Linked DNA regions of Mus musculus: regions 2, 3 and 4 are each linked to region 1. Evidence: chromatin loops called from intact Hi-C (ENCODE). Cell type or tissue: heart. All regions are shown on one strand. Links, peaks and the distances in the headings refer to the core of each region. The heading gives the core; the rest is flanking DNA. Region 1 holds the start of Mllt1 (myeloid/lymphoid or mixed-lineage leukemia; translocated to, 1). Region 2 holds the start of Khsrp (KH-type splicing regulatory protein). Region 3 holds the start of Rfx2 (regulatory factor X, 2 (influences HLA class II expression)). Region 4 holds the start of Clpp (caseinolytic mitochondrial matrix peptidase proteolytic subunit).

Region 1 (6,001 bases), core at 1-5,000:
AGTGAGTGTCTTAGATGGAGAGAGGGTGTGGCTGGGCAGAGAGCATTCAAAACAGACCTGAAGCTAGCACCTGGTTGGGGGGGGGGTATTCCCTGGAGTTTGGGGAGATTTGGGGTCATGGGCCCAGGAAGAAGGAATCTTCCAAAAAAAGATTGAGGCTCAGGCCCTATTTGGGGTGGTGTAGCATCTAAGAGGATATGTAGGGGGGGCATCCTAAAGTTACTAGCCCTGTCTGTGGGGACTCTGTGTAGACTCTCCACAGAGTCTGATTCATGCTAGGGACCACAGGGGCTGGAAGACCCACTTAAGTTCTGAGACATGTTTCCAAAGATTCTGGGCCATACAAGGATGCCAGGAGCTGTGGGGTGTACTGGAGTTCTGAAGGGAGTCTGGCTAGATTTGGATTCATAAGGGACGTGAGTTCCCGGCTAGACTGGGTGGCTTTGTAATCCCAATGGGTTCCATTCTCTACTGGGATTCTAAATGATTTCCCAGGGGATGTGGGGCCAGGACGGGATCCCCATGGTGCTGTGAGTGGCTATAGGATTCCAAAAGTCTTCCTGGAGAGCTGTGGACCAGGCGGGAGATCCCCAGGGTGCTAAGGTAGTACCAAGGCTCTAAGGGGAATCCCAAAGGGTTCCAGGCTGTGATGATGCCCAGGGCGCTAAATCCCTGGGATCCTGATAAACACTTCAGGAGTCTGTGTGTAAACTGGATTCCTAAGGGGCGCCTCCGGGGACTCTGGAATGAGATGGAGTTCCTAAGGTGTTGAAGCCCTGAGCTCCTGTATGATGCCCAGGGGGTACTCCGGGATTCTAAGGGGTGTCTCACGGGGCTCTGAGCCAGGCTGAGTCCCTCAAGATGCCGCGGCGGTGTGGATACACTACGCTGGCAGAGAATTCCCCAGTGTGGAGTGGGTGGCACTGGGGTGCTGAGTTAGATCCCAAAGGGTTCTGCACCAGACCTGGGGTCGCGATGGGGGAGGGGTACGTGGGTCACAGTGGAGGAGGGGCATCCCGAGATGGCGATGGGGGAAGGACGCCCCGGGGTCGCAGTGGCTGGAGAAGGGCCCATCCGGGTGGGCGCGCGCAAACTCGGTGCCCACGGGGCGGTGTGCGCGCAGGGCCGGCCACAACGCCGCGCAGGGCAGCGGGAGGCCAGTCCCGGGCGGAGGCTTCTTACCTGATTGTCCATGACTGGCGCCCGCCCCGCCCCCGGGCCCGCGTCGCTCTCGCTGCCGCCGCTCAGCAACGCCCCGCCGCTCTCATTGTCTGTCGGGGGCCGCACCGCCGCCGCCGCCGTTCCGGGCCGCCCGCCCGCCCGCCAGCCGCGCTGAACCGGAAACCGCCGCCAGCCCGGGCGGCTCAGCGACCGCGGGCCCCCAGCCGCCGACTCGGGCCCGGCCTCGCCGATGGACAAGCCTCCGAGCCTGTCAGAAGGCCAGAGACCCGCGCGTGGGGCGGGACTTCCGGGCTGGTGGGGGCCCGCCGGGCGACAGTCAGAACGACGAAGCCGTCAGCCAATAGAAAGCCGGCGCCGCAGGGGGGCGGGCGGAGGGAGTGAAGGAGGCGCGAGGCGAGCTCTGCTGAGCGGCGCGAGGTGTGCGCCGCACGTGGAGGGGTTGGGCCAGGCCGTGGCGCGGTGCCTGCGCACTGCGCCCCGGGAGCGGCTCTAGAGGGGACGTCCCTAAAAAGGCCCTAAGAGTTTAAGTTCGAGCCCTGCGGAGGGAGGGAGCGCTGGCGATGTTCGGTGCTCCTGCGTGACAGCGCCGGTGGTTAGTTTACCGGTCTGGATCCTGTAAAGCCAGCGGGTTCAGCCCACTTCTCCTTGCAAAGGCTAGGGTTGTGCATCTGTAAAAAACCAGCCTGTGACTTCAGTGACCTCTTCTGGCCTTCTCAAGCACTGCACACAGGTGCTAGCGCTCGCACACAGACACGCACCATTTAAAATGTAAGCTTTTAAAAAACAAAAACAAACAAAAAAACTTGTCGGAGGTGGTTCTTCTTTCTGTGGTTGTTACAGTGCACATCTGAAACGGAGCCATTCTAAATGATCAGCGGTCTCATTCATTCAACGCAGGGAAAGGAACGGTAGTCAGTAGTCAACCGTAGACTGTGGATACTGACAACTGGGGATTGAACTCAGGGCTCCCGCCATTGAACTACACCCACAGCTCTGTTTTCACTTTTTTACTTGAAGGCCAAGGCTGGGGCATAATTGGTAGAGCACTCTGCTAGAACGATGAAGCCCTGGGTTCTAGCCTCAAGACTCTATAAGCCAAGTGCAGAGATACATGTCTATCATCCTAGAACTTGGATATAAAAGGCAATACAAATTTTTGCTAACCTGAATAAAAGACACACACACAATCCAGGTATTTTATTTACAAACCGTAAGTCTAGGTTGTGCAGCTATTCTAGTTTGGAACTAGTTTGGAGCTATTCTAACTTACATCCCTGCCCATGTGTCCCTTGTGACGTGCTGTTTTTCCTGGCCACATGCTTATGGTCCATCTCCTCTCGTGGCGGCCTCCTCCAGTTTCCCTGTCTTTCTTAGTCTCCTTTCTCTACCTGCAACCTCCAGCCAGGTAACTGAAAACCTGCCTACCTCTATCTATTGCCCAGTCACAGGCTTTAGCCTTTTATTGACTAATTGACTTGGGAGGCTAGGTTACATACGTAGCATCACTTGGGGTATGTGAGGATCTCCTCCTTGGGGGCAACTAGACCTTGGGATACAGAATTTAGCACCTAAATACAAGCAGTACCAGACCAAGCCCCTACACTTGGAGGTGGAGGCAGTAAGACTGTGACCTCAAGATAGTGGTGAGAAAGCCCTCCCTTGTTCATGGAGTAAAGGTGCTATGCCACCAGTGGTTTAACTAGCCCTAACGATGACTGAGGCTCACTCATCGTTCAGAAAGACTAGATCAGGTAAACGGATGTAACTGAGGAGAGGCCCCCGACGGTCTGGTTCTGAAGAGAGCTGGCAGGGAACGGTTTCTGCATAATGTCTTGTAGAGATAAGCCAAGGACCTGGATCTTGTCCTCCAGAACCCAAATTAAAGTGGAGAGAATGGACTCTTTATGTGCTATGACTGGCACTCCCACACCCTAAACAAAAATTAAAAAACAAAGACAAAAACAACTTCAAGATTGAATGGGGAAATGGCCCAAGTGTTGATGTATTTAAAAGTGTAGTGTAAAAGAATATACTAGACTATCCGCAGACAAACGAAGGACGTTCTGGCATCTGCTCAGTGACATGAAACACAGGATACACACTGCAGGATCCCACTCCCGGGAGGTCCCCAGAGCAGTCAGATTCAAAGACAGGAAGTGAGATGGTAAGGGCTGAATCTGGGGAGGGATGGACTTAGTGTGGAATGGGAGCAAAGCCAGGAACACAATTCAACCAGTACTCTGGAGGCTGAGGCAGGGCAGTCTCAGGTCCATCTTGGGCTACAGAGTGAGACCCTATCTCAATAACCAGAAGAAAAGCTTTGAAGGCGATGCCTGTCCTGAGTCCTTATTTATACCACTTCATGGCACAAAATCAGTGAATGAGCTCTTCAGACAGAGAAAACCCAACCCAAGCAATAAAAACAGAAAAAGTAATTGGGGGGGGGGGGTTTCACCACTTTGAAATCTCTAATGAGTGACTTTGTTATTTACTTATTTATTTATCTGTCTAGTTATATGAAGTTTTTAACTTTTCTGTTTTGTCTTGTTGGAGACAGGGTCTCACTATGTAGCCATGGCTGATCTGGAACTTACTCTGTAGACCAGGCTGGCCTGAAACTCACAGAAATCCTCTGCTCTCAAGTGCTGGGATTAAATGTATGTGCCTCCACACACACTTATTTGTTAATGTGAGTTATTTTGGGTTTTTAACTCAGCGTCTCACTCTGTACCCCAGCCTAACTTCAAATTCATAACTATCCTCCTGCCTCAGCTTCCGCAGCACCAAGATGACAGCCGCCACACCTCTGAACAATTACTTACAATTTATTGTGTGTGAGTTAGTGCCTGCGAGTCAGTCTGTTCTGGTGCATGTGGATGTCAACAAAGAGTGTTGGGTCCCCAGGAAATGGAGTCAGAAGCCATTGTGAAGGCCCAGAGAGGGTGCTGGGAACCCAACATGGGTCCTCTGCAAGAGCAGCCAACACTCGTAATGTGTGAGCTGTCTCTCCAGCTTCTGGATAACTCAGTATATGGCAGCAATCGCTGGATGATCAAGTCCCTCGCCTGAATGGCTGGTGAGCCTAGGAGACAGTTTAGCACCCTGGGACTGGTTTTGGGTTATGCCCACCCTCTTCTTGCAGTAGTTCACTTGCCGGCCGAATTCCTTCCCGAATGTGCTTTGCAAAAACATCCCCCTCTCCAAACAATAGCAACCTCTGGGTCCATGATCTACATCTGCATCATTCTGCACATATCTCTGAATGAGAGCAGAGGCCTCCCCAAAGATGCTGACAATCAAATTGAGAAAGTTTGTATTCAGGTGCATCCCGAATGTGCCGGGGATGAAGACTAGAAGAGCCAATCCGTCCGGAACTGGTTTGGGGTGCATGCACAGGAAGGGCAAAACTGTGTCCTCTAGAAGTTTTGTAAGGGGGAAATCCCCTGTTTCCCATTTTATACCTGTGAATAATTGGGCGTGCATACGATTAAAATCAGATGTATTATGGGAGTGGGTAACAGAGAACTGTTATATAATGTAGTTTACCAATCAAAAGAGAGAACCAGGACCTGGGAAGATGGGTCAGCCATGAACAACACATCCTATTCTTACAGAGGACCAGGGTTTGGTTGCAAGCTGTATATCAGGCAGCTTGCAGTCACATGTAATTCCAGCTTCCAGGGACTGTGTTGGTTACTTCTCTATTGCTATGATGAAACACCACAGCCATGGGAACTTACAGAAGGAAGTGCTTAATTAGGCATAAAGTTTTAGAGGGCTAGAGTTCACCATAGCAGGGCATAGGCATCGAGGCAGGAACAGCCGAGCATTCCCGTCTGGATCCACAGGTGGAAGGTGGAGCGGAAAATGCAAATTTCAGGAGTCTTTTGAACCGTCAAAGTTCAATCCCCAGTGACAAAATGTACCCAGATCCTTTGTGGTTCCAGGTTCCACCACTTACCTCAGTGTGTCTGGATGCACTGGGACACCACACCCCAGAGAGGAGAAGGTGAAGTCCAAACGGGTTGGGTCTGAAGTCTGCCTTTTCCCTCTGGAGCATCAGATGCTGCTTCGTGCCAAGCCAGGAAGGGGGAACTGGAGTCCAGAATAAAGGTTGTGGTTTCCTGTCTTCTGCTTTTTGCTTCTCAGGGTGTCCAGACTCCCCTGCACACCGGGCTGAAAGGATGGAGCACAGTTTTGAATGGATAGGATCCTGAAGTGGAAACGTAAGGGTTCTTTGGAAAGTCAGTTGTGTTGGATGGTGTTTTGCTGGGGCAGACAAGTGAAGGAGTGTTTCCCTGAAGCAGACACAGGTGAAAGGATATTTAGCTAAGCAAACACGTGAAAGGACACATGATATTAAGAAGGAACATAAATATAACCCGACAGATGGTGATGATGCAGGATGGTCTTGGTACACCTTGCCATTCCTCATTGGTCATCGTTTGTCGAGACTCCAAAGAAAGAAATGCACCGGGAAACTTCTGGTGGTGTTCCTGTGGCTTCTCGCTGCTTCCCTCAGACTTGGGCCCATTGGCAGAATGATGTCAGCTGATATAGACTCATGTGGAGTTTTGCTAAGACAGACAGACTCATGTGGTGTTTTGCTGAAGCAAGACCCATGGAGGACACGTGATGTTTGGAGAAAGTATAAATAGGACCCAATGGACAGTGATGGCAGGCTTGCATAGCTAGCTTTGCAATGCTTCATTGGTCTGTGTCTTCATCTTTGCTGATCTTCACTTACATTGAGAGAGGCAGGGCAGAGAACATCTCCTGGCGTCCCTGCTGGTCCTGGTCCCTCCAGCTGACTTGGGTT
Region 2 (6,001 bases), core at 1-5,000, 94 kb after region 1:
CACAAGTGCACCCTTTCCCCCGCCCACCAGCATCCCTGGTTCCGCTTACCTGGGGGGAGGATGGATGGGTCCCAGTTGAGAACCAATCGCTGGGAAAAGAAATCCAAAGCAGAGACTAGCTTAGCATCTATCTGGGCTCCCCAACCCCAACCCATGATGCCCCGTTTGCACACACCCAGTGGACTTACAGTCTCCCTGGGAAGCCAGTTTCTTGCTGTCTGGCTGGTCTGTGGATGAGAGAGTCTGTCAGATGTGACACCACCCACCCGCACCGCCTCAACCCCAAAGCTGGTGCAGCATGTTCTAGGCATAGTCACCATTACCACATGACAGCCGAAATGGAGGGTTAGAAGGTGCTGGCCCAGAAAGGGGCAACATGCCCAAGTCATTCACCACCTCAGAGTGACAAAGCTCACTTTTTCTTTCTTTTTTTTGAGACAGGGTTTCTCTGTGTAGGCCAGGCTGGCCTTGAACTCAGAAATCTGACTGCCTCAGCCTCCTAAGTGCTGGGATTAAAGGCGTGTACCACCACCACCCAGCTGACAAAGTTCACACATAAACATTATTAACATCACAGGGTCCTCTTCCAGATTAGAGTCAGGAAACCAATGTCCTGCTTAACAGCTACCTTGTGCCCTGTGTTGGTCTCTAACAGGGAAGGAACAGTCTTGAGAGCCTACCACCCTCCCTGTCACAATCGACCTGCCCTTCTCTCATCTCAGCTTCTGATACTTTTTTTCTTTTTTCTTTTCTTTCTTTCTTTCTTTCTTTCTTTCTTTCTTTCTTTCTTTCTTTCTTTCTTTCTTTCTTTCTGGTTTTCCGTTTTCTTCTTTTTTGGGGGGGGGGGGTTTCGAGACAGGGTTTCTCTGTGTAGCCCTGGCTGTCCTGGAACTCACTTTGTAGACCAGGCTGGCCTCGAACTCAGAAATCAGCCTGCCTCTGCCTCCCAAGTGCTGGGATTAAAGGCGTGTGCCACCACCACCCGGCTCTTTCTGGTTTTCCGAGACAGGGTTTCTCTGTAGAACCCTGCCTGTCTTGGAACTCAGAAATCTGCCTGCCTTTGCCTCCCAAGTGCTGGGATTAAAGGTGTGCACCACCTCTGCCTGGTGCTAGCTATCTGATACTTAAGGGTGGCAGATGGGACAAAAAGCTGGGCTGGCTCCCCTGTCTTGAAGTCCCACTGGGACAAAATGCTACTCTTAGCCCCAGGCCTCCCTCTCAGGTGAGAGCCAGCTGCTGTTACTGCCGCCGCCGCCGCCGCCACCAGCAGTTACCTCCATCTTCCAGCTGTCTCTTTTGGCCCCCAAAGCCAAAATCAGGAGTGTTGTTATTCACGGTGGTAGCAGCATCACCTCCGATTTTGGCTGCAATCTAGGGTGAGGTAGAAATATAGATGAGTTACCATCCCAAGCAACTCTCAAGTTTATCTCCAGCTTTGGCCTGGAGTGGCTCTCCCTGATTTTGAGGAGTGTGGGCACAGACATAGACACTCTAGAAGCTTTTATGAATGTCTCCCAAGTTTTCTAAGAACTATAGGCTCCCTGTCCCCATTACAGTCAGGATCTGTGACCACAAGTGCAAAAGGAACAGCAGCCAAGGAAGACAGGGATTCCTGGACCACCCCCACAAGTGGCCTGGACAGCAAACAGGATTTCAATGTGGTCCCTACAACCTTCCTGTCTTTTACCCTGGACATCTTTACAAAATCATCCTGAGAAATCTCAGCCAAGTTTCTACCTTCAAGGCACCTGACATCCCAGTATGACCAAAACAAAAGCCCCTTTGGGGCACACACTGAGTTTCAAGTACACAGAGAACATATATACATCACCCCTAAGTCATCAAACACACTCCAAATCCTGAACTCAGGATCTGGCCTATGCTATTATAAAAAACAAAAAAAAAAATTGTGCTTACCCTTGACAGGGAGTGTCATCTCAACTGACAGCACTTACCCACGGGAAGCTGCCTCGTAAGACAATTTGGGGGATGACCAGAAAAAAGGCACGCTAAAGCCCATCCCACCTCGGAGGAAGGCAGAGGTGATAATGAAGAGGGCAGTAACTCAATGGGTCCTCCCACCTAGGGAGGAGCCAGTCCTTAGGCCGGAGGCCTTGGGACAACCCCAGGATAGCAGCATCTGTGGTAAGCCTGGCCTGTCCAACTCTCAGAATGTACCCGAGTGGGGTTGTGAGCAAGGCTGAGCCAGGTCACACCAGCACATAACACTCTTAAATGCGGTCATCAAAACAAGGCATGTTCCCAAAGACAGACAATACTTTTGAATTCAAACAGTAAAAAGCAGGATCCCGTGTCCACCTTCCCCACCTCATCCCAAAGCCCAGGCTCTCTAACAAAGGGTCGGTCCTCTCTTCATCAGAAAGAACTCTCCCAACCCCTTACCAAATCCCTTCCTAGGGAAGGTACAGAAATGGGCCAGGGGACCTGTTTTGACTTGAAAATAGGAGTAATGGTGTGTAAAGCAAGATCCTCTAAAAGGGAGTTGAATTTCTGGGCGGGTGCAAATGTGTGCTAAGATGGGTCCCCCCCACTTTCTAAGTATACGGCCAAGCTCAGTCCCTGTGCAAACCTAGGACTCCGTCTTGGGAACTAATATATTCTGAACCCTCAGGTCTCTGAATAGCGGTCTCCTACCATCCTGCGATGCAACTTTACAAACCCTGAGAAGCCCTTGGGGACCCTAAGACTCCAAGGGTTCAAAGAGGGGTCTCACAGCATCTCTGACCCCATCCTTCATGAACTCAGGAATTGCTCTTACAGATCTGCCTCAGTTTCTAGAACCCCATGGGTCCTAAGGGGGTGCCTAAGTGAAAACCCAGGAGTGATTCTTGGGGACATCCTCATAACATTCAAGCTCAGGCCTTTGGAAAACTAGGAGACCTCTCCAAATCACAAACAGTCTTGGACTTTAGAGTGGTCCTCAGAATGCAAACCCTATATCTTGAATGGAAATAACGGGTGCAAGCTCGGGGGGTGGCTCTTGGGGACACTGTCCCAGACTGCAACCTTTATGGGTCCTAGAGGAATCCTCTAGTACACCCAGGAAAAAAATCGTGGGAACTCCAAAGCTGCAACCCTCCTAATAGAGAAGACCTGGTGCAAGTACAGGGGTGGGTCTCAGGGACCCCAAAGGCTGCAAGCCCTGGTACCCAAGAGAAACCGTCCAGTGCAAAGTCTAGTTTTCGGAGATCCCCCCTTCAACGCACCCTTAACTACACGCACGCAGAGGGTCACCCTCACACCGTGACGGCCCCAGACTCCCCGCCCCGAGCCCGCCGCCCACGTGACCCTCCCGCGACCCCGCGCGCGCCGCTGCCCCCTCCCCCGCGCGCGCGCACGCGCCCTCGCGGCCCCCTCACCTGGCGGGCCCGCTGCACGGCGTCGGCGAAGGCGTCCTTGCGGATCCCAGGGCCGCCGCCACCGGGAGGCTGTGAGGGGCCCCCGGACGCGCCTCCTCCACCCGGGCCGCCGCCGCCAGGGCCTCCGCCGCCCCGGTCTCCCGCGCCCGGCGGGCCCGGCGGAGGGCCTCCTCCCGCACCCGCGGCTCCCCCTCCGCCGCCAGCGGGAGGCGGCGGGCCGGGCGGGGGACCTCCGGTGTTGTAGTCCGACATGGCGCGGCGGGGACGGGCTTGGTGCGGAGGCTTCAAGCTGAGGAGGCGGAGGCGGCGGCGGCTCAACGCGGGAACAAGGCCTCGCTCCACACGGCCGCGGAGCACGATGGGAAGCCAGCGGCTGGGAAGGCGACGGGGAGGGGGGGTCGCGGAGGGGGAAGAGGGGCACCTCCTCCCGCCACCGGCTTGACGGACGCCGAGGAACAGCCAGTAGTATACGGCTACCACTCTACGCCCGCCAATCGTGGGCCGTAAATCCGGGCGACCAGTCAGAGCTTCGGAAGATGCAGGGGGCGGGAGGCGCGGTGTGACTGACGAAGATAGGACTCAATAAGCCCAGGGCTGCTGGCGCTGGGCGGGCAATTGGAAGTCACGCGAGAAGTCAGGAGGCCCAATGAAGCGCGAGTTCCACCTTCTCGGGGCGGCTCTAGGATGAGAGTGACGGCTCTGATCAGTCACGTGGCCTTGAGGGCGGAGCCTATGAAAATTCTCTGGGATGAGCTGGGCGGGCGCTCGGCAAGATAGTCGTCAACACCAGCTAATGAATACACTTAGGAGGCGGTGCTTGCTAAGATTGGCAGTCATTTGATCCAGTCCCCGAAGCATTTTGGAGGATGCGCTTGGATTTGGACGTGACTTTTCTCAGAATCCTTGTCCTCTGACTTCTGAGCCAATGGCTGAGCGACAAGGGCAAGCGTTCAATGATTGACCCCTCTGTGGACAAATAGCAGTAACAGAAGTAATAGTGCCCGCTTGCTGAGAGCCAGTGAAAGCGCATCTGCATTGGGGTGGAACCCGCTACCAGGCGGCAGGAGCGGATTAGTGGGAGCAGAAGTGAGTGGCAGAGGACGTGGGAGGTAGTGCTCAGCAGCCGGAACTATGGGCAGGACCTTAAGTCAGCGCCCCAGTAGCCTGGCTTGGGGAGGCCTTGCCCGTGGCCTGCCCGAAGCCTTGGGGGGTGGGGGGAGTGGTGGCCCGAAATTGGGTGAAGATTTTCCCTCAAAGGACCTTCACTTCCAAGACTCATGACACCAACTCCTCAAACTTCAAGCCTATTCCCAACCTCGACCCAGGCCCCCCACAGGGGTCCAAGTCTCCTGCTCCCAACCCTGGACTAAGAAGGAACCCCAAGTTCCCACAGGAGTCCAAACTTCCAGTTGCCACCCTGGGCCCAGAAGTCCCAGGTCCATTTACCGGAGTTCAAGACCCCTAGAGCTCCTAGCCTGGACCCCAAAATCTCAGGTCCTCCTGATCCCCAAGTCGTCAGGGTGGGGGTTGAACTTAGGATCTCATAAATGCTAGGCAAGCACCCTAGACGATACACCCCATCTCCCAGCTCCCACCCAGAACCAGCTAATCTCAGACACAGACGTCCAAAACTATCTTTATTCATTGTCTGCATCTTCTCTTGAACAAGCCTGCAAAAACCCGGCTGGAATCCCAACTCAGAATCCCAATTGGAGGACTCCCAGCGCTTTTCTAATCCGAGTCCTGGGTGGTTTTTGCAAACCAAAATGGCCTTAAAGCCTGAGCCTTGGAGTGCTTTTTGAGACTCAGGGACACTGGGTCTTCCATTCTCTTCTTGTTCAGGGCAGGTCATCTGCTCAGGACTTGTACACCCAGGGTTTTCTTCATGGCTTCATACACCAGGTAGCTGATGCCGCCTGCTGGCAACACCTTCAGTAAAGTGGGTGTCATGCCTCTGTACAGCCCCGGCCAGCCCTGCTGGCTCAGTATCCTCTTGAAGACTCCCTGCATGGTGGGGTTGGAGCCCTCCACAGTGTCTGGGGATAGACATAGACAAGGTCAGCACTGGGTATGATGTGAGATTCACTGTGAAGGATCTGATCACACTGAGGGAATGTTGTAGAGATCATTTGGTTATTGTTATATATGTATGTATGTATGTTGACATGGTATCATATGGTGCAGATTGGCCTAGAACTCCATATGTAGCTGAGGCTAGCTTTGAACTCTTGATTCCCTTGCATGTACCTCCTACTGGAATAACAGCACTATCACACCCAGTTCATGTGGTACTGGGGATTGAACCCATGCATATAAGGCACACTCTGTACCTTGAGCCCCAGCCTCAAAGTAGCTGAGGCTGGCTTTCCAAGTGATGGGTGATAGGCATGTTAACTTGAGGGCTAGGGTTAGATTAGGGGTGAGCATAAGCTTTGGTGGGTTCAGTACTTAGCAAAGGTGTTCTAAATGGGTTATAGAGAGGCTGAAAGTTGGTGGGAAAGGTGAAAAGATACAGAGAGCTGGAATGAGGCAAGGAACAGCTATGTGTAATGGCTCCTGGAGCCAGGCTGACCTTGAGCCTGCATCCTTGTGCGCACCAAAGTCAGTGGGTAACTGGCCAT
Region 3 (6,001 bases), core at 564-5,563, 100 kb before region 1:
GAGAAAGGAGCTTGCTGCTAAGCCTGGTAACCTGTGTTTGATCTTCAGGGCCATCTCCTGCTTGTCGTCCTCTGATCTCTAATGTACACACCATAGCCCATGCAGATGTTGCAGATGTTCACACACACACACACACACACACACACACACACACACACATAATAAAGATTTTTAAAATGCCACTACTAATACAGTCTAAAGTGCCAGGGATACTTCATGCAGCAAGAGAATGACAGGCTGTATTTTAGAGGGCCAGTGTGTTGACAAGTCCTTCACAGCCCTGTAGTGGCCCTGGGGCTCAGGTATCCACAGTGACCCACCAGACAGGCGGTAGGCCTGATGCTAACAGCCTTAGATTCCTCTCTCTGAGGCCTGAGCCCTCCTTCTCCAGTGGGAGTGGATGAGTGGCCACACCTGGGTGGATTTTCTAGTCCATTCAGTCCCTGAACCCAAGCTCCACTGAGGACCGGCAGGGACTCAGCCAGAGCTCAGTCCCATCAAACAGGCACCTTCACAGGCTGAGGCTGACGTTAAAAACTCAAACAGGAAAACATTTTAAGAGAAGTTTTACGTCATTATTATTTTATTAATATCATCACTGTTCTAGAATTGTCTTCGCTTCACTTTAAGTTTAAAGCTCATTCCACTGGCAGGGAGATGCGCAGGTAAGGGCTCTTGCCACCAAGTGTACTGAGCTCCCAAGATCAAGTGCTGAAGGGAGTCTCCTGTAATCTGTCCTCTAACCTCCGGGGGTGTGTGCACGTGCAGTATAGTCACACACAATAAATACACGTAAAAATTTAAATCGGAAAGCAAATCACTTTTGACAATAAGAAAAGAGTCATCTGACTCCCGAGGACCTGACGGCCACTTCTGAGGAGGGACCCACTGTCCTCTGCGCCGTGGCCCCAACTGAACTCTGTTCCCTTCAAGGAAAAAGGGAGCAAAAAGTAGAAGCAAGCCAGGGCTGGAGGAGTGGGGGTCATCAGGGTCAAGAGAGGCGAGTGGTGGTTATGATTACAACACATTATACACACAGGAGAAGGCCACACTTATGTACATGCTAATAAAGTTACATTTATTAACACTCAATCGTTGTAGGATTTTTCCTGGGGGACCTGAGTACCGGAGTGTTCCGGAGACGTACTAAAGTAGGGGTGAAGTCTCAGGAGAGACAGCGGTCCCAGCTGTTTCTTGGTGCGTTCCCCGCCCCAACTCCCCTCCCCGCCACCCTAGGGGGCTCTGTCCGGAACCGAGCTCTCTAGGGTCCAAGGAAACAACCGCAGCCCTAGCGAATCCCAACTGCGAACTCGGATATGACCCATGGAAAGGGGCGAGGAAGACAATCCGGTGTTTTGGGATGTGCTGCCTGTGCACAGGAGGGCTGCGCACGCACTCTCCCGGCCTCCTGGATCTTCCTACAAACGGTTCACACAATATTTTCCTTCGGGAAAGTTTTCTAGATTGGGGATCTCGGCAAAGAGGACGCTATGGGTGCGCTTGAGCTTCCCGGAGCGGCATGGTAAAGGACCCCCAAACGCAGCGGTGTCGGGTTCCAGGGGAGAGTGGTCCGAGGATTTGGGGCGCCGGGGGTATTTGGGATGGGCAAGAAAACGCGAAGGGAGGAGTTCCTTCCAGAACAGAACAAACGCAGTGACTATTTTGGTCAAAGCACAAGAAAACGGTGCCGGAGCCCCCAAATCCTAAGTCAAGAAGGAAACCCGAGGGTCAGAACTATGAGGCAAGCAGAAGAGTACCCTCGGAGTTAAGTACATGGATAAAAGCCAGAACCCCGATTTCATAAGTATAAAAGGGAGACGGTGCCTCTGGGTTTTCAGACTTGGACGAGAATGGCTGGCTCTGTGGGAGCCCCCAACTCAGGTTTTAGGGGGATGACAGCAAGGAGCGGGTTTGGGGCAACTCCAATTCAGGCTTTGGGAGTAGTCAAAGAGAGGACTGACTAGTTTGAGGGCGCCTCCGAGTTTCAGGTGTTGTGGAGTAAGAGACAAGGAGGGGTCTTCTGGAGTCCCCGCTCCTCAAAGTCAGATTTAGTGCGTCAAAGGCGAGAAGAGATCGCTTCACTTTACAAACTTTTGAGAGTGTGAGAGGGGTTCCACCCAGCCCAGGGCTCCCCCAAATCAGAGGCGCCTATCAGGATTGGATGAGGTTGGCGTCTGCAAAGTTGGGGCGCCGGGTCCGGCCGCGCCCGCCCCCGCGACCCCCCTCCAGCGGGGTCCCCCCCCCCTCCGCCACCGCCCCCTGCCCCGGCCCGCACCGCTCACCTGGAGTTCGGCAGGGAGTTCCGGTAGCGGCTCCCGCGGCGTCGGCCGCTGCGTGTCGCTCCGCGTTGGTAAGTAACAGTCTCCACGGCTACAGTCTCTATGGCGGCGGCGGTGGCGGCGCCGGCCGCTCCTCCTCCGGCTCCCGCCGCCCTCCCGCCCGCCCGCAGCGCCCGCCCGCAGCAGGCGCCCGCCCGCCTCAGCCTCGCGCTGCCCTCACGGGGCGGGGCGTTGCGCCCGGCAACGGTTACCAAGCTGCACGCCCCGCCCCCTCCAACGGCCCGCCCATGCCCGCCTCCAACGGCCTCGGGGAGGGCGGGCGATCTCCCCATTGGCTTTCATAGTGCCCGTCAGAGGTGAAGGGGCAGGTCCTTGGGTAGAATACCAGCCAATCGCTGAGAAGGAGGGCGGGGCCTGGCGGGAGGCGCGCGGCTCCCGGGAAGGGTTGGCTCTAAGGAGGTGCGCGAGGGCCCACTGGTGGCAGTGCGTGTTTTGCGGAGTTACGGTGATTCCGCTAGACCGGAGGCGCTCACCGTCTAAGGGGAGCAGCAGACTCTGGCCTTGCGCCTGCTCTTTCATGGTCCACAAACTGAAAACTTTTTTTTTAAAGATTGTTGTCTATGCGTGTGCATGCAATGCGCATGAAGACCCGAAGAGAGCGTTGGATCGCCCTGGAACCAGAGTGACCGTCTGCTATGAGCCGCCTAATTGAGCAGGGACCGATCCCGGGTCCTCTGCAAGAGCAGAAGCCTCCTCTCCAGCGCTTCTCCTTTTTTTTTTTTTTTTTTTTTTTTTTTTGAGCCGGTGTCTTGTATACACTCACTACACCGCTTAAGCTGGCCTCCAACACCTGATTTTCCTGGCTCCATCTCCTAGTGCTGGGATGATGGGTGTGTGTTCACCAGTCCTGGCTAAGCTGACAACTCCTCACCCACCCCATCTCGCTTCTCTGTCCTCTCTGGTTCATATATATATACAGGTCTCAATGTGGACTCTTCATAAAGCTTATATTTTGGTGGGATGACACAAACAGAATGAAAAGTTAACGCAAAAGGAAAGGTTTAAACCCAGAGACCCAAGTGCGGAGGAGCTGTCAGACCATAGCTCCATTCATTCATTCATTCATTCATTCATTGAACGTCCAATTGCACCAGTGAACATGGGTAATTTGGGCTTATGTGCCCAAAGCGGTGAGTCAGGGTCTTGCTAAGTAGTCCAAGCTAGACTAGATTCCCACTATGTAGTCCAAGTTAATGTTCTTTTTGTCTTAGGTCCTTGACTACTAGGGTGAGAGGCAGGTGCCACCAAGCATTTGTGCACAGTCTAACTCATGAAATCCTGAACTTAGGCCGCGAGAAAGGCAGTAGACGCTGCCTCTAGGACTGGAGTTTCCAAAATAAATATATTGGAGCAACTGGAAGCCTGGTGCCACAACACCACTTTGTTGGCTGCCTACACTACAAAGCTAGTGTCCGGTCCCCATCCCCCACCCCCACCCCCACCCCCGTGCTGAGAGACCCAGTCCCATAGACTCAACTGTAACTATCATGGAGGCAAATGGCTATGCATGAATGAGCCTGAATCTGTTTGGACCAAACTGTGGCCCTTCAGAACTCATTGGTTTTAGAGACTGAGAAGTGTGTCCCCAGAGCTCATGGGTTGGAAACCTGGTCTTTAGCAAGGAGACTGTGGAAAGAAGTGCAGGAGGGTTTCTAGACCTGGGACACTTGTGGATGGGAAGGAAAGAGAACCTCTCATCTCAGCCACACACCTCAGAGTTCTAAGCCTCTCACTCGCTGACGATACAGCTGGCTCACTCCTTACATAGAGTTTTAGTATTTTTACATTTATTTCTTTAGGATGTGATATGTACATGATATGATACACATGTGATCAGATGACAACTTGTGAACACTTTCTGCCTTTCCCCTGTGTCCTCCAAGGATCATTCGGCTTGGCAGAAAGCCCTGTTCCCCTCTTCCAAACATATGTTTTTTATGTTAGAGTAACAATGGCAGGCAGGAGTCAGGGTTTTTTATTTTTTTGTTTTTTGTTTTCCCCCAGTTTTTTTTCCATGTCAACTATCCAGGATTCACCTGTGAGTTTACTTGGGTTTCTCAGAAACCCCTTTGGAAGACAAGAGCTGTGAATCTGCCAGGTCCTGCATGGCCTTGGTGGGGACAAAATGACATGGTTCCTGCCCCTGGGACAGGGCCATTGGGCATGGGCCTACTAGAATGTCAATGGCCGCTTTGGGTGTAGGGCTCCTTTGGATAACAGTGTACACATTTTATGCCCTTCCTTCAAGGAGTGTCCTGCCTGTTACTGTTAATGACTCCATGGTAGTTAGAATACAAGTCCAGGAGGTAAAGATGAGGCTAATGTATCATAAATGGTGAGCCTTGGAACCTTCAAGACAACCCTTAAGGCTGTGGAAAAGAACCCTAAAAACATGAGTTCAAAAATATATAATTTCTCAAAAAGAAAAAAAATATAGATATCAAAAAATATAAGGATGCAATATGAAACATGAAGGGCTTCAAGAATCTAAAGGAACAAGGACAGCGGTGCTGTGAGCCAACTTGTCAGAAAGATACTAAACTAGGAGACAAGGAGATTTAGGGAGTGGTGATCAAAGGAGATTCCACCCAGCTACATCTTTTTGTTTATGCTTACAAAGGCAGACAAACACCTGAGTTCAGGGTCAGCCTAGAATAGAGCAAGGTTAGGCCCAGGTGTAATACAAATGGTAATTTCAGGATGGGTCCCACCCAGCTGGTTTATTCTCTGTGCTTAACAGAGGCAGGCAGATCTGCAAGAGATGAACTATTCAGAGAAAAACTTTATAATAGCAAGAGAGAACTGTCTTGTGCAGAACTTGAGAGAGAGCTGTCTGGAGATTTCCAGAGAAAGCAGACCAGAAAGGAAAAAGAAAGCAGAAAGAGAGGAAGCAGGCTGGAAAGCTGTCTGGAGTAGAGCATAGGCTGCCAACTTGGACCCACAATTTGACTTCAAGTAGTTTGTTTTTGCCACTTCTAATCACCCCTTCCTCAGAACCCCTCTCTCCAAGCTGAGGCTGGTCCTTGGCAGAACCCACTCACATTCTATGACTATTGTGAAGACTCAGAGCAGCTCCGCTCCACAGAAATTGGCACCCAAATGTGGCGGGGGGTGCAGGGGGAATTCTTTCTGTCTCTTAATCATCATGCTTAAAGTCTTTCGTTGGAAGTTAAGACAAGATTTCACTGTGTAGCTGCCCTGGAACGTGCTCTGTACACCAGGCTGGCCTCGAACTCAGAGATCCACTTGAGTCTGCCTCCCAAGTGCTGGGATTAAAGGGATGTGACACCAATACCCAGCTTTATATTAAAAATAGTCTTATTCTAGCCGGGCGTGGTGGCACACGCCTTTAATTCCAGCACTCGGGAGGCAGAGGCAGGCAGATTTCTGAGTTCGAGGCCAGCCTGGTCTACAAAGTGAGTTCCAGGACAGCCAGAGCTATACAGATAAACCCTGTCTCAAGAAACCAAAAACCAAAAACCAAAAACCAAAAACCAAAAAAAAAAAAAAAAAAAAAAAAAAAAAAAAAGTCTTATTCTAAATTGCTGGCTGGAGAGATGGCTTGGCAGTTAAGAACACTGACTCCTCTTCCAGAGGGCATAGGTTTGATTCCCAGCACCCACATGGCAGCTCACAACTATATGTAACTATAGTGCCAGGCG
Region 4 (6,001 bases), core at 1,002-6,001, 52 kb after region 1:
GGGTACCAGGGATCGAACTCAGGTCCTTGGATCCCCCCCCCCCCCAGGCCTCTCACCCACTCCTGTGTTCTCCAAGTGAGTCACAGACTTGATTCATCTTGGAAGGTAATGGACACAGTGTAACAGCACACACCTGACAATGGGCGGCATCATCAGGTCATCCTTGGCAATGGAGCCAGTAGCAGGCCAGCCTGGAGGATAAGAGACCTGTCTCTAAATAAATAAATAAATAAATAAATAAATAAAAAATAAACCAAAGAGAGACCTGCAAGGCTGGGTGTGGCTATGGACAACTTTAATCCCAGCACTCAGGAGGCAGCTCTCTGAGTTTCGGGCCAGTCTGGTCTACAGAGTGAGTTCCAGGACAGCCAGGGCTACAGAGAAACTTGTCTCAAAAAAAGAGAGAGAGTCCTTTAACAAAAGGGGATGGAGAGAGAGTCATAAACCATCTGAAGTTGCCACAGCCTTCCCTCCTGCACTGCTACAGTTGTATAACATTCTGCCCATTGTTGTTGGTCTGATACCTTCACTGAACGTGGTCTCTGAGTACAAGGGGCATCAAATAGCAACAACCGAGATGTGGGTGGGGGCCTCCACCTCCCATGCCTTGGGAGGTGATCATCCTGTAACTCACCTAATAAACTCTTTAATCACCAAGCCAGACTTGGGTGGGAAGGCTTCCAGGTGTGCTATCCAAGATAAGTGACATCTATTCACATCTCCTAGGGAGAAGTCCAGGCAACCTTCTTTCTTCCTCTCTTTCTCTTTCTTTGCTTCTGCTTCTCATTATCCTATTATCCAGGCTATCAAGTAGCTAAGGCTGTCCCTGAACTACTGATCCTCCTGTCTCCACCTCCTTAGTGCTGGGATGACAGGTCTGAGCCAGCATAGTGGGCTGAGATTCTCACAGCAGCGGTGGCTGTCTTGCCCGGAGAATTGATTCCCACAGGACAAGGATGAGCCAATGCCCCACTAGTGTCATGTTACATAACTCCACTTTCAAAACCAGTAAGTTGGCACAGCTGACATCTGTAGATTTGAATCTGGTTTCAGTAGTCTTGGCCTGTGTTCCTTAAGGTTGATCACATCTTTTCCCTGGGTACTCTCTGTGTAAACTACACTGTCATAAGCTTAATTAGCTTAAATACTACATTCAAAGGAAAGGCCATGGTGGCTCATGTCTGCCAACCCAACCCCCCAAAAGGAGGCCAGCCTTGGCAACATAGGAAGTTCCAGGCCAGCCTGTCCTAGAGACCCTGTCCCAAATAGACAAAAATCACCAAATGAGGAAATTGTATAACTCTTTGAAGAATAGAAAGCAGACTCCAACTCCTTTCCAGAACCCCCTCCCCAGAACTTCAACTTGGTTGAAATGGATTTCAAGGGCTGGAGAAAGGGCTCAGTGGTTAAGAGTACTGATTGCGGGCTGGTGAGATGGCTCAGTGGGTAAGAGCACCCGACTGCTCTTCTGAAGGTCAGGAGTTCAAATCCCAGCAACCACATGGTGGCTCACAACCATCCATAACGAGATCTGACTCCCTCTTCTGGAGTGTCTGAGGACAGCTACAGTGTACTCACATATAATAAATAAATAAATATTTAAAAAAAAAAAAAGAGTACTGATTGCTCTTCCAGAGGTCCTGAGTTCAATTCCCAGCAACCACATGGTGGCTCACAACCATCTGTAATGGGATAATGAGATCTGATGCCCTCTTCTGGTGTGTCTGAAGACAGCTATCGTGTACTCACATATATAAAATAAATAATTCTTTAAAGGAGGAGGAGGAGGAGGAGGAGGAGAGGATTTCAAGGAAAAGATAGTTACTGCATTCTAGAAAGATCCAATTGCCGGACAGACAAAGGCACTTATGTGAAAAAGGAATAGACCTATTAGCAGTGAGCCTAGCTTGGTGCTGCAGCCTCAGTAGTCCTGAGGCTGAGGCAGGAAGATCGCCATGAATTCCAGGCTAACCTGAGCATAGAGTGAGAGGCACAACAGCTTAGAGCGCTTGCTATTCTTGTTTGGACCTGGGTTTTTGACTCCCAGAACCCACATAAGGCAGCTCACAACCTTTTGTACCTTCTGCTCCAGGAGATCTGACATCTCCTTCCGGCCCCTTGCAGCACCTTTACATTCACACTTCCACAATTAAAAATAACAACAAACCTTCAAAATCAACAAAATACTTGTCATTGGGGGGGGGGTTGTTTGCTTGCTTGATTTTTTTGGTACATGTTCTCTCTATGTAGCCTTGGCTGCTCTGGGACTCCCAATATAGATCAGGCTGGCATCAAACAGAGACAAGATCCTCCTGTCTCTGCTTCCTGAGTGCTGGGATTAAAGAGGTACACTGCAGAGTGGGGCGTGGTGGTGCATACCTTTTAATCCTAGTATTTGGGAGGCAGAGGCAGGCAGATCTCTGAGTTTGAGGCCAGCCTAGTCTTCTATAGAGCAAATTCTAGAACAGCCAGGGCTACACACACACACACACACACACACACACACACACAATCTAGAAAAAAAAATGGTATGTACCACTATGCCCTGGCTTGTTTTTCTTTTAACGGCTTATTTATTTATTCCTTGGTTTTTCAAGGCAGGGTTTCCCTGAGTGCTGGGATTAAAGGTGTACACTACCACATCTGGACTATTTCTTTATTTTTTTGGGGGGGGGTGAGACAGGGTTTCTCTGTATAGTCCTGGCTGTCCTGGAACTCACTTTGTAGACCAGGCTGGCCTTGAACTCAGAAATCCGCCTGCCTCTGCCTCTCAAGTGCTGGGATTAAAGGCATGCGCCACCACGCCCGGCTATTTTTATCTTTTATTCTTTAACAATTTCACACATTTATACCAAGTGTTTACTCAGAATTATTGCTCTTCCTCCCAACACTCCTGGCACAGCCTCCTCCCACCTTCATGTCCCTTTTCTGTAACACATGGAGTCCAGGAACTGCTGCCTGCTGGGACACTGGCTGATCTAGCTGGGTTGATCTTGTCCAGCTGCTGTGAGGTCACAAGGATGATGGCCACCAGACATCCATTAGACAACCTTTCACAGCTCTTGCCCCTCTTAGAGCAAGCACTCGTAGCCAGTTCTTCCTCTGCATTCGGACTTGAGAGCCTCTGAATTTCCCGCTTCCTGCTGCAAAGTGAAGCATCTCTGACGAGGGCCCAGAGCGGCAATCTATGGGGACAAATATTCAGAAGGCAGTTTCACAGCACAACCATTTGGCAGAGCAACGGAAGGCAAGTTTCTCTCCTTGTTGTGTAACCTTGGAGTGTGGGCTCTAGTCAGGTTATAGCACTGAGCGTGGTCCCCTCCTGCAGAGCAGCCTTGAGTTCACCATAGCTCTCATGCCACCAGTGCACCAGCAGCCACATCTTGCCACCAGATGGAGTTGCAGCACTCGAGGTCCACCCCTGGATAAGACCACTTATGACTTTTGTCATAAGTGGTCTTATCCAGACCAAATGTTACCTTCTGGTACTATGAAATTGAATCAGCTGGGAGGAAATCTCCAGGTCAATTCCAGTTTGGTTTCTGCATGACCCATGAAGACACCAAAGTGACTGGTGTCTTCAGCAACTGAGTCTTGTCATCTAATTATGGTGAGCAACCCAGAGTAATGACAAGAGCCTGTGTCGTTTGGAGAGCTCTAGGGAAAAACATCTCTGGCTTTTGATGGTCATGTCTGGCTTTTATGCAATTTAAAGGTACAAGTCTCCAGTTACGCAAGTGTATCTTCCTCAGGGAACATGGCAACCGCTTTAAGTAATGCTTACATCAGGCGACAATTAAGAAAGTTCCAGAATGTGCCTGAGGTGGTAGCAGAGCATGATGTCTCAGCCCGATACAGATGTATTGTAAAGGAGCCTAGCACAGGGCAGAGGGGAGTGACACGTGGGAAAAAGTGTGGCTGCTAAAAAGAGTTGCACTGACTGCTCTTCCCAAGGTCCTAAGTTCAAATCCCAGCAACCACATGGTGGCTTACAACCACCCTTAATGAGATCTGACGCCCTCTTCTGGTGCATCTGAAGACAGCTACAGTGTACTTATGAATAATAATAAATAAATCTATATCTAAATATCTATATCTATATTATTTTTTTAAAAGAGTTGCAGGGAAGACAAAGAAGATGAATGCAGAGGTGATTGCCTGACTGTCGCAGGTTCAATGGCTCAGTTTCACCTCTTCCAAGAGCCTCCAGCTGCAACGTAGGCACAGACGAGGCAGGTATGGCGGTGGGGGGAGCTCCCAGAATCTTGGTCTTACGGCGACAGATCGAGATGGCGGGCACAGTATTTCTCAAGGTATAGGACCATGCACATGGACAGTAGGCACTGTCTACCTACCCTCCAGTTTTACTTGGACAAAAAAGGAACGCTTCTAGAAAGCTGGACGCCCTCTGAAAACGAATACAGGTGTAGCGAACGTCCAGAACTTGTGGCAAGATCCAGGCCTCCTCTCCTATCTCAGTGTTCACAATGCCCTAAACTACATTGTTCAATAAATCCCCTGGCGATTCCTGGTCTAAGTCCTGTCCCAGAGACACTCTCCTCCTTTCTCTAGCGAGCCTATACGGGAGTCAGGGGTCGCAAAGCAGCTGGGAATTGTAGTTCTGGAAGATCAATTGGTTACAGGCCAGCACGTGGACCTGATTGCTGCGGGACGATGGTGGTGGGCTGGTGCGTCCCCTAAGCCTCTTCTCACCCTTTGGTGAGCACCTCCGTGAGCTTCTTCCCGCGTGGGCACCGGGAACAGCGCAACCTCGTCCGAGAACTTCCATGGGACTAATACGCGGGTTTTTCTTATTTATTCGAACGCCTACCTCTAACGAGGACCCCACCCACAGACTTATCCCCGCCTTCTTCAGTTCCGCTTATTCTGTTCTCGGAAGTGGATGAGCCAGTGACTCCCGCAAAGCACGCCGGGTGTTGTAGTTCCGGAAGCCAAGCCGGAGTGCGCGTCGTCATGTGGCCCAGAGTGCTGCTGGGGGAGGCCCGGGTGGCTGTGGACGGATGTCGCGCTCTGTTGTCTCGCCTTGCCGTGCATTTCTCCCCGCCATGGACTGCTGTGAGCTGCTCACCCCTGCGGAGGAGCCTGCATGGAACTGCGACGCGAGCTTTCCCGCTCATCCCCATAGTGGTGGAGCAGACGGTACGGTGACCTGATGGGGACATGGCGCGGAGGCTTGTAGTCGGTCGGCGTGCAAGGGAGGATGACCTTTCACATCTTCTTTTCCCACGAAGGGTCGAGGCGAGCGCGCTTATGACATATACTCGAGGCTGTTGCGGGAACGCATCGTGTGCGTCATGGGCCCGGTGAGCGACCCCGGTCCTTCCCGGGCACACCTTGTTGTCTCACCAACATTTATCCTTTGTCAAGCTCTGTGTCATATAACCCCCTCTTCCCCCTCATCCTTGGTGACCTCCTAGACCCTAGGCCCTAGACCCTGACCTTAAACATTCTTTAAAAAAAAAAAAAAAAAACTTGAGCAAAATTTTTGCTTTGTAGTACAGGCTAGCCCCTACCTTTCCATCGTCCTGCCATAGCTTCCCAAACGTTGGAATGTAAAATGTGCATTCTTACCATAGTCTGCTGTTGTCAGCCATTCTTTGTTTCAGTTTATCCTTTGGTCTTCTGAGTCAGGGTCCCAGGCTGGCCTTGAACTCCCCATGTAGCTGACAGGACATTTGAGGGAGGGATGAGGTTCCTAAACCAGACCAGGTGTAGGCAGTGCTTAAACCCAGGGCCTTTTGCCTGCTAGGAGAGCACTCCGTCCCAGTCTTGTCCCCAGCTTAGGGTCTTCCACTATCTGGGGCTTCCCCAGCCATCTCTTCCTGTGCTGGAAATTCCTGGTTCCCAGGGCCTCAACTCCTTAAGCCTCTATCCATCCCACCTTCAACCTGAGGATACCTCTGCTCTCCCCACCTGCAGATTGACGACAGTGTGGCCAGTCTGGTCATTGCCCAGCTGTTGTTCTTACAGTCTGAAAGCA

The links. A loop is a pair of places that touch in the nucleus more often than their neighbours do. Peaks named below come from ENCODE experiments on the same cell type or tissue, not always from the same donor. Only the 100,000 strongest peaks of a DNase experiment are listed, where the experiment ranks them.
Region 2: a loop joins it to region 1, with 2.7 times the contacts of the local background. A loop is called at or near these places in 2 of 42 quality-filtered maps.
Region 3: a loop joins it to region 1, with 2.0 times the contacts of the local background. A loop is called at or near these places in 4 of 42 quality-filtered maps.
Region 4: it touches region 1 in a loop (3-fold over the local background); 6 of 42 quality-filtered maps call a loop at or near these places.

The regions. Positions count from the first base shown.
Region 1 is chr17:56,934,081-56,940,081 of GRCm38, forward strand. It overlaps Mllt1 (myeloid/lymphoid or mixed-lineage leukemia; translocated to, 1), which reads right to left and starts at 1,308. Exons shown (of 12, transcript NM_022328.2): 1 at 1,183-1,308. The coding sequence starts at 1,194. In heart, for the core only: a CTCF peak has its summit at 1,887 (motif pointing left); a DNase peak (open chromatin) is centred at 1,451; H3K4me3 peaks cover 1,958 bases; H3K27ac peaks cover 1,644 bases; H3K27me3 peaks cover 519 bases.
Region 2 is chr17:57,027,768-57,033,768 of GRCm38, forward strand. It overlaps Khsrp (KH-type splicing regulatory protein), which reads right to left and starts at 3,740. Exons shown (of 18, transcript NM_010613.3): 1 at 3,381-3,740; 2 at 1,275-1,371; 3 at 189-227; 4 at 50-89. The coding sequence starts at 3,632. It overlaps Slc25a41 (solute carrier family 25, member 41), which reads right to left. Exons shown (of 7, transcript NM_175333.3): 6 at 5,953-6,001; 7 at 5,005-5,416. The coding sequence ends at 5,229. In heart, for the core only: a CTCF peak has its summit at 4,411; DNase peaks (open chromatin) are centred at 2,099, 3,294 and 4,154; H3K4me3 peaks cover 3,430 bases; H3K27ac peaks cover 2,620 bases.
Region 3 is chr17:56,828,601-56,834,601 of GRCm38, forward strand. It overlaps Rfx2 (regulatory factor X, 2 (influences HLA class II expression)), which reads right to left and starts at 2,408. Exons shown (of 17, transcript NM_009056.2): 1 at 2,283-2,408. In heart, for the core only: a CTCF peak has its summit at 2,773; DNase peaks (open chromatin) are centred at 1,241 and 2,631; H3K4me3 peaks cover 2,601 bases; H3K27ac peaks cover 1,294 bases; H3K27me3 peaks cover 1,881 bases.
Region 4 is chr17:56,985,354-56,991,354 of GRCm38, forward strand. Clpp (caseinolytic mitochondrial matrix peptidase proteolytic subunit) reads left to right here and starts at 4,911. Exons shown (of 6, transcript NM_017393.2): 1 at 4,911-5,160; 2 at 5,253-5,324; 3 at 5,941-6,001. The coding sequence starts at 4,975. It overlaps Gm33509 (a long non-coding RNA gene), which reads right to left and starts at 4,570. Exons shown (of 2, transcript XR_385672.4): 1 at 4,356-4,570; 2 at 2,809-3,185. In heart, for the core only: CTCF peaks have their summits at 3,379 (motif pointing right) and 4,026 (motif pointing left); DNase peaks (open chromatin) are centred at 4,308 and 4,938; H3K4me3 peaks cover 1,934 bases; H3K27ac peaks cover 1,918 bases.